2 separate regions of the Homo sapiens genome follow, and region 1 is linked to region 2. The links are chromatin contacts, found by Hi-C or POLR2A ChIA-PET in ENCODE. All regions are on one chromosome and are shown on one strand. The core of a region is the stretch at or near the end of the contact, and the rest is flanking DNA. Distances in the headings are between cores, read along the strand shown. Region 1 holds the start of MSH2 (mutS homolog 2). Region 2 has its middle 83 kb from the start of KCNK12.

What was found. Hi-C counts contacts between places; a loop is a spot of excess contacts on that map. ChIA-PET counts read pairs that join two places held with the same protein, here RNA polymerase II (POLR2A). Pooled maps may share reads with other maps.
Region 1: a loop to region 2 is called in a map of OCI-LY7, with 3 times the contacts of the local background. The contact joins the promoter of MSH2 here to the enhancer-like site in region 2. A Hi-C loop is called at or near these places in 1 of 168 maps with a recorded cell type or tissue (OCI-LY7), 1 of 37 single-sample maps with no recorded cell type and 2 of 50 pooled maps. POLR2A ChIA-PET finds 5 or more read pairs at or near these places in 3 of 52 experiments (AG04450, T-cell and endothelial cell of umbilical vein).

The regions. Positions count from the first base shown.
Region 1 is chr2:47,401,602-47,405,196 of GRCh38, reverse strand. It overlaps MSH2 (mutS homolog 2), which reads right to left and starts at 2,041. Exons shown (of 16, transcript NM_000251.3): 1 at 1,795-2,041. The coding sequence starts at 2,005. RefSeq lists enhancers at 1,455-1,514, 881-1,589, 1,590-2,300, 2,305-2,354.
Region 2 is chr2:47,652,442-47,656,105 of GRCh38, reverse strand. It overlaps a transcript of MSH2 not described here. Among named protein-coding and RNA genes, the nearest start is that of KCNK12, 83 kb to the right of the region's middle. Within about 2 kb of position 1,730, at least 5 of the 41 ENCODE cell types and tissues checked have a DNase peak (open chromatin) inside an H3K27ac peak, as active enhancers do; they include OCI-LY7, where a contact is called at or near this core.

The sequences.
Region 1 (3,595 bases), core at 792-3,291, 250 kb after region 2:
CCCACCTCAGCCTCCCAAAGTGCTGGGATTTTTGTATTTTTAGTGTAGACAGGGTTTCACCATGTTAGCCAGGATGGTCTTGATCTCCTGACCTTGTGATCCGCCCACCTCAGCCTCCCAAAGTGCTGGGATTACAAGCGTGAGTCACTGCGCCCGCCCTGTTTTAAAGTCTTATGTAAAATCTATGTAGGTCAGGTGCAGTGGCTAATACCTGTAATCCCAGCACATCGGGAGGCCAAGGTGGGTGGATCACTTGAGGTCAGGAGTTTGAGACCAGCCTGGCCAACATGGTGAAACCCCATCTCTACTAAAAATACAAAAATTAGCTAGGCGTGGTGGCACGTGCCTGTAATCCCAGCTACTCCGGTGGCTGAGGCAGGAGAATCGCTTGAACCCAGGAGGTGGAGGTTGCAGTGAGCCAGGATTACACCACTGAACTCCAACCTGGGCGACACAGTAAGACTCCGTCTCAGAAAAAAAAAAAAAAAAAACATTTCAGACTTTTCATTGGCTACAGCATAAAATTTCAACAGCTCAACACCACACTAAAAGCCTTTGGTCATCTAACCCCACCCACCTGGGCCAGTCTCCTTCCTTTTCTACACCAGCAACGCCAATCTACCTCGTTTCAAGCCCTCTCCCTAGCAAACTTCTAGTCCACCAAGACTCAACGTGGACTTTGGTGTCTCATATAACGCCTCTTCCGTTGTATGAGACTCTTCCAAAGTCTTCCGTCTTTGGCGATCCTGCCTTGGCGCCTCTTGTAACCTCTTACAAGCTCACCTCCATAAGCCTCCAACTTGAATTGTAATTATTTCTGCCTTGCTGTCCAATAGTGATCTCTATGAAAGTAGAGGTATTTCTTTTTTCATCTAGTGTCCATAACCCTGCCTAACACATTTATATCTAACGAATGAAACATTTTTCATCAGGAGTATCGCATTTGCACTAGTCCTCTAGTCAGGACTAGAATCCACAACTCTGCTCCCCCTAGGATGCTCTTTTCATTAGCATAACTACATAGCTGCAAGAAAGCGCAAAGAAAACAGGGAGAGAAGAGGTTAACTAGGCCTATCCAGAACATTTGGCCCACATAGGGTGAGACGTTTGTAGCTTTCCAGGGAGAGATAATCCTGGATAGATGGGGTCGGGTGACGGAGAGCACTGAATGCTGAGCTGAAGCAGATAGCGTCCATGACTGGCCCAAGGTCACACGTTAATAAGCAGAGGGGCAGCGACTTGATCCCAAGCAGCCCAGCTCCAGAGTCCGTTGGTCCTGACCACTTCATCATACTGCTCTTCAACGGCGCTCCATTACCAGACCCTTAGCTGGACCGGCGGTATAAATGGGAGCGTCGTGGGAGCAGAATTACGTGTCATAAAAGGGTCTCCTAAACCCCCAGTCTATTTTAAATCTCACTCCTGGCTGCTGTTTGTTAATAAGAGATTCTGGCCGTGTTTGTAATGAGCGCTACATGTAGGGCCAAGGCGAGGAATGCGACTGCTGGAAAATGAACTAGAACAATGCATTAAAATGCCTGGCACGACGTAAACACTCCGTGATCACAAGTTCAGATCCGGGGCGGCTGGAGAGGCACGGGTTTCAGGGCTGAGGGGGGCGTCCCTCCGGAGCCAAGCAGAACCTGGGGACGGCGGAATCCGCACAAGCACCAACGTTCCGCCCCCGTGCCTCCGCACTGGAGAGGCTGCTCACCGCCCACTCTCTGAGGCGGGAAAGGAGCCGCGCCACAAGGCCCCGGGTCCCTCCCCAGCACGCGCCGTCCCGGCCCTCACCTGCCGGCCCCATGTACTTGATCACCCCCTGGGTCTTGAACACCTCCCGGGCGGCCAGCAGCGCGTCCTCGCCGTGCGCCGTATAGAAGTCGCCCCGGTCGAAAAGGCGCACTGTGGTGGTCGGCTTCTCCGGCATGCCCTGAAAGAAGCGCACGAAGCCGACCTCGGCCGCGCTCTCCAACTGCAGCGTCTCCTTCGGCTGCACCGCCATGTCGAAACCTCCTCACCTCCTGGTTGAAGAAAATGCGCGACCCCACACCCACTAAGCTGTTTCCCGCCTCCCCTCCCACGTCCCCCGAGCGGCGTCCGGCCACGGCGACCACACCCAATCAGCTTCCAGGGCTGCGTTTCGGTGGGTGGGAGTCTGCCGCGGCAACCAATCATAAGCAGACGCGGCCCAGCTTCCCGCGCACGCTGGTGACTTTAGCTACTGCGCATGCCTGCGCCTAGGTCGCGCGGAAACCCGCAGACGCGCATCCTTAGTAGAGCTCCTTTCTGTGTTTACTCAGCTGCAAGGCTTGAAGCCCCTGGGTGGGGTGTATGCAAGGGTAGGTTGCCACCAGGTGGGAGATTTCCGGCAGGCACTGAGCTCGTAATGTGCCCGGAAGCATGGGAGTAACATCAGAAGGAAACTTGAAAACAAAAAAAAAACTAGCCTTCCTCCTCCTCCCAGTATTTTGTTAAAACGTGTGCCCCTCTCCGACTGCCTCCCTTTTTCTTTCTAAGCAAACTGCCAACATCGGGATTACGGGTTTATTCTACACAGCCTCCTTACTGCTGCCTGTTAGCCACATTATCGTTTCATCCACTCGTTGATGATTCACTCATTCGAAAACATTTATATGGCCTGCTATGTCCCAGACTCTTCTTGGCTCTGAGGATCGCCAGTAAAAAGAAAAATCACTGCCTTTATTCTGCTTACATTCTAATATGAGAAAATTCAGATAATGAATATAGCAAGTAAATGAAATGGTACGTTAGAAGATATGCGTTTGTGGCAGGGCGCGGTAGCTCACGCCTGTAATCCCAGCAATTTGGGAGGCCGAGGTGGGCGGATCACTTGAGCCCAGGAGATTGACACCATCCTGGGCAACATGGTAAAACCCACGTCTGTGATCCCAGATATTAGCAGGGCTGAGGCGAAAGGATCACCTGAGCCCGGGAGGTCGAGGCTGCGGTGAGCCGTAAATTGTGCCACTGCACTCCAGCGTGGGCGACAGATTGAAAACCCTGTCTCAAAAAATACAAAATAAAATAAATAAAAAGACAAACGTTTGACGCCAGGCGTGGTGTCACACGCCATAATCCCAGTACTTTGGGAGCACGAGCCAGGAGGATCGTTTGAGCCCAGGAGGTCTTCTGCCGTCAGCTATGTTCACGCCACTGCACCGCAGCTGGGGCGACAGAGCGAGAGACCCCGTCTTGAGGGGGGGTAGGGGAAGACCAGTTAAGGAAGAGGAAGGTTGAAATTTTAAAATGTTAGCAAACAGCCAGGCGCAGTGGCTCACGCCTGTAATCCCAGCGTATTGGGAGGCCAACGCGGGTGGATCACCTGAGGTCCGGAGTTTGAGACCAGCCTGGCCAACATGGCGAAACCCCGTCTCTACTAAAAATACAAAAATTACCGGGCATAGTGGTGGGCGCCTGTAATCACAGCTACTCGAGAGGCTGAGGCAGGAGAATCTCTTGAACCTGGGAGGTGGAGGGGGCAGTGAGCGAAGATCGCGCCACTACACTCCAGCCTCGGTGACAGAGCGAGACTCTGTCTCAAAAAATAAATAAAATGTTATCAAACACCTGA
Region 2 (3,664 bases), core at 481-2,980:
CTTGTTGCTGAGCCTCCAGGAAAGTAGATCCACAATTCCAAAGCAGGCCTTGCAGACATAAAGAGTTATTCTGCCATAAGAGGGTTCCGTGGCCAAATGAACTCGGCGACACTAGTGTGAACAAAGCTCATTGGGTTTACTTCCCACAGGACTTCCCAGAACCTGAATCTGCTAATGGGCCTTGTCAATTTCCAAGAAGACATAGAATAGTGTATTTCCCTACCTCCTCCGACCACCAGAGCCCTTCAGTCCATGTCCTTTCCTTTGGAGTACTTACTTCTTTTGGTTCTGCCTTTGATTTGAGTGGTATGTCAACCCCCTTGATAATTACAGCCTGCTGTAGGTGTGCTGGGGTGGGATTATCACTTTAAGGCCACAACCTTAAAGGGAAACCAGGCCCCCTGGGAGAATGTCATGCTGGCAGCAGTGGCTGGAGAGAGAGGCCCTTGAGGGAAAGGTAGAACTCAAGGAACCAGAGACAGGACTACCTGGGGAGTCTCCTTCGTTGCATCTTTTCTGTGCCAGCACCCCTTCTCCAGCCTTCTGGTATCAAACCTCAATCAGGTCAGTCCTGACGTGTGCTCACCAAACGTCATATCTCCTAAACTGGGGGTCACTTGGCCAGCAGCAGAAGTGTGCAGTCGTGGAGGCTACCTCCTTGCTCTAGCCCACTTGTGTACACTTTCCCTTCATTGTGGAAGGCCCTGCTGTGAGGAGCCACGCTTCAGAGAAGCCCTCACCTTTGCCATTTCGGAGGTATTTGCATATTTAAACTTAGCTGGAACTGCGGACTGAGAGCCTTTGCCCCACAAGCAAAGCAGCAGCTGGAAGGAAGGAGAGGCGGTCCTTGCAGGTGCTCTCAAAAGCCCTCTTCACAGGCGACCAATGGTTTTCAAGCCACTCACACAGCCCTTCTCAACTTGACTGTACATAAGACACACTTGAGAACCTTTAAAAACGACCTCTGACCCTGTAACCACCTCAAATTAAATTAGAATCTCGGGTCTCAAGCATCAGTAATTTGTGAAATCTCCCCAAGTGATTCTAATGTGCTCCCAGGGAGGCAAACTGCTGCTAGAGCCCAGCTCCTCAAAGTGCAGCCTGGGACCAGCAGCCCCCAGGTGTGGTTGGAAATGCCCCCAGGCCTACTGAATCAGAGCCTGCATTTTAATGACCCCCCCCCCGATGACTCATCTTCCCGTTAGAGTTCTAGGGCCTTGTTACCATCACCTGTGTCAGCATCTAGCTGCAGTGGCAAGCGTGTTGGGCCACGATTTAACCCTTTCTTGCCCCTTCCTACTGATCACCCCGGAAAGCTCGCTGGCCCTCGCTCTGTGTCTTGGCTTCCTTATCTGTTGTAAGGAACATGGCTGTGCTTTGGTCAAGGTTAGGCCAAGGTAGGATGTTTACATCCCACGTGACTCAGCATAGACCGCAGGCGTATAACTCCACTTGTTATCACAGCCATGTAGCTATAACGTGGGAACGTCATCACTTGGCTCTATGCCACTATTGTCTGTAAAAGGTACAACTGCCCTGTTGACCCTGTGCAGGTGCGCTGGTGCCCAGAGAAAGAGACAGAGCCAGAGATGTCCGTTTTTGGAGACGGACGGGGAAAGCCAGGACACAGCTTGGCCCCCTAGTGCCCAGAGAGTGAAAGAGTTAAGCTGCTGACCCTGAAGGCAGGGGAGAGCCGGTCACACAGCTGTATGTGGGAGCTGCCAGCTGAAGCAGCCCAGACAAGGCAGACAGTGTGAGAAAGCTGCTGATGTGAGCTGCTGCTGAATAAAATCATTCACCTGCCTACAGTCCCCTGAATGTTCTTTCTGCTCATCCACCCACTCCTTCTGGACCTCAACATGACCTTTGGCATAGTCGTGAACCTGACATCTGTAATATGTAGTCGTTGGACAAAGTGAGTCCTCGCTCTGCCGTCACCACCACCATCATCATCACCTCTCATTGAGGGCCTACTATGTGCAGCCAGGCTCTGAACTAGGTCTGTCCATGCTCTGCCTGAGTCTCTTCAGCTGTCCAGTGGGGACACAGGCATGCCTTGCTCAGCACTGTCCTCGTGCACAGAGCTCACGGCACTGAGGCTGAACCATGCAGCGTGAACTGTGCACCTCCCAGCCTGGCTCTTTTCCCCTCGCTACATCTTTCATTCCTCTCTTTAAAATCTTGTGCTTCTACTGAAGGTCTTTGTTTCCCAGCAAATATTTTGCAAAGGACAAACAAACAGAGCATTATTTTATGGTTTAAAGGGACGACTATGACAGTGTAAGGGCTATGAGTTTCAAGTGGATGTGGGAGTGTGCTCTAGGTCTCACATCCACTTGAGACCCACCTCCCTGCCTTTAGCCCCATAGGAAAGAATGGAGGGAAGAGGGGATGGCCAACAATCCCCTAATGGTATGCCAATCGTGAGCAATAAGTGACGTTGTCAGGACAGAGCTGCACAGAGGTCCCGATATAAAGATCTCAGTAGCCCTGATTCATATAAAGCCCCCTCCCCCAGCATCCTTCAATAAGTAGGATAAGTTTATAATAACCCAGACTCCAAGGTGTTCATGCAAGCTGGTTGTAGACAGTTGCCCTTTTCTGCCCTACATCCAATCCAACTTCCATAGGATTGAAGATTCCTTCTCTAGAACTCTTTATGGGCACATTGTAGGCTGAAAAGGACACCCACTTTTTTCCACCTCCCTGATAGTCAAGGTGCCAGCTATGATCCAGGCCTTACTTTGGGGATCTGGGCAGGAGGGTTATTAATTCTGGAGTGAGTAATATAAAAAAGCAGGCACAGAGGAGGCCCCTTAGGCCCACGAGGTGGCTGAGGGGGCAACGGGATGACAGTTTGCGGTGACAGGTCATCTGGCGTTGACAGGTATCCAGCATGGGATGTGGCCAGGCTGCCCATGGTAAGATCCAGCGTCTGAAGCTGTGTGGTCCTCACCTTCTCATTCCTGGGGAGTGATTTGTGCTTCTGGCTGCCTTCTCTTCCCTTGGTTCCCACCTGATTTCTGAGCTTCATGCTTCAAATTTACGGCAATTCTGTGAGCTACCCACACCCCCAAATACTTTCTAGATTACTTTTTCTGCTTAAATCTGCTGAAACGAAGACTCTGACGGAAGCTCACATTAACTGAGAAAGTGTACGAGAAAGCACTTTGTAAAGTACCCGGAAAATGTTCGTTGTCAATATCCAAGATCTCCCTCTAGGCAGAAAATCCTCACAGACACCTGCCCTCTCCACCTGTACCTGGTAGCTCCACAGAAGCTCTCCTCCACCTTCTGGGTCTGCAGGGCCAGGCCCCACAGATCTGTCCACCCTGCTCTATTAATAAATGCAATGTGATTGCTACTAGGGGCATGGCTTGCAGTAAGCTCTGCAAGGGATTAACATACTGTCTCAGGAAGGGTGAGTGACTTGGCCCTGTCTCATGGAGCAGAGCTGGAGCTAGGACCCAGGCTTGCCATCCCCAGCACCAGTCCACCCTGAGGTGCCTCGACACAGACGTTGCACCAGGCAAGGCTTCAGCTTGTGGCAGGTTTAATAGCAGCATAAAAATTATATGGTCTTTTGAATCACATCAGCGTTAATGCGCCGCAATGGTAACTACCACATCAAAGTGGGTTTCACATTTCCACCTTCATGCACTAT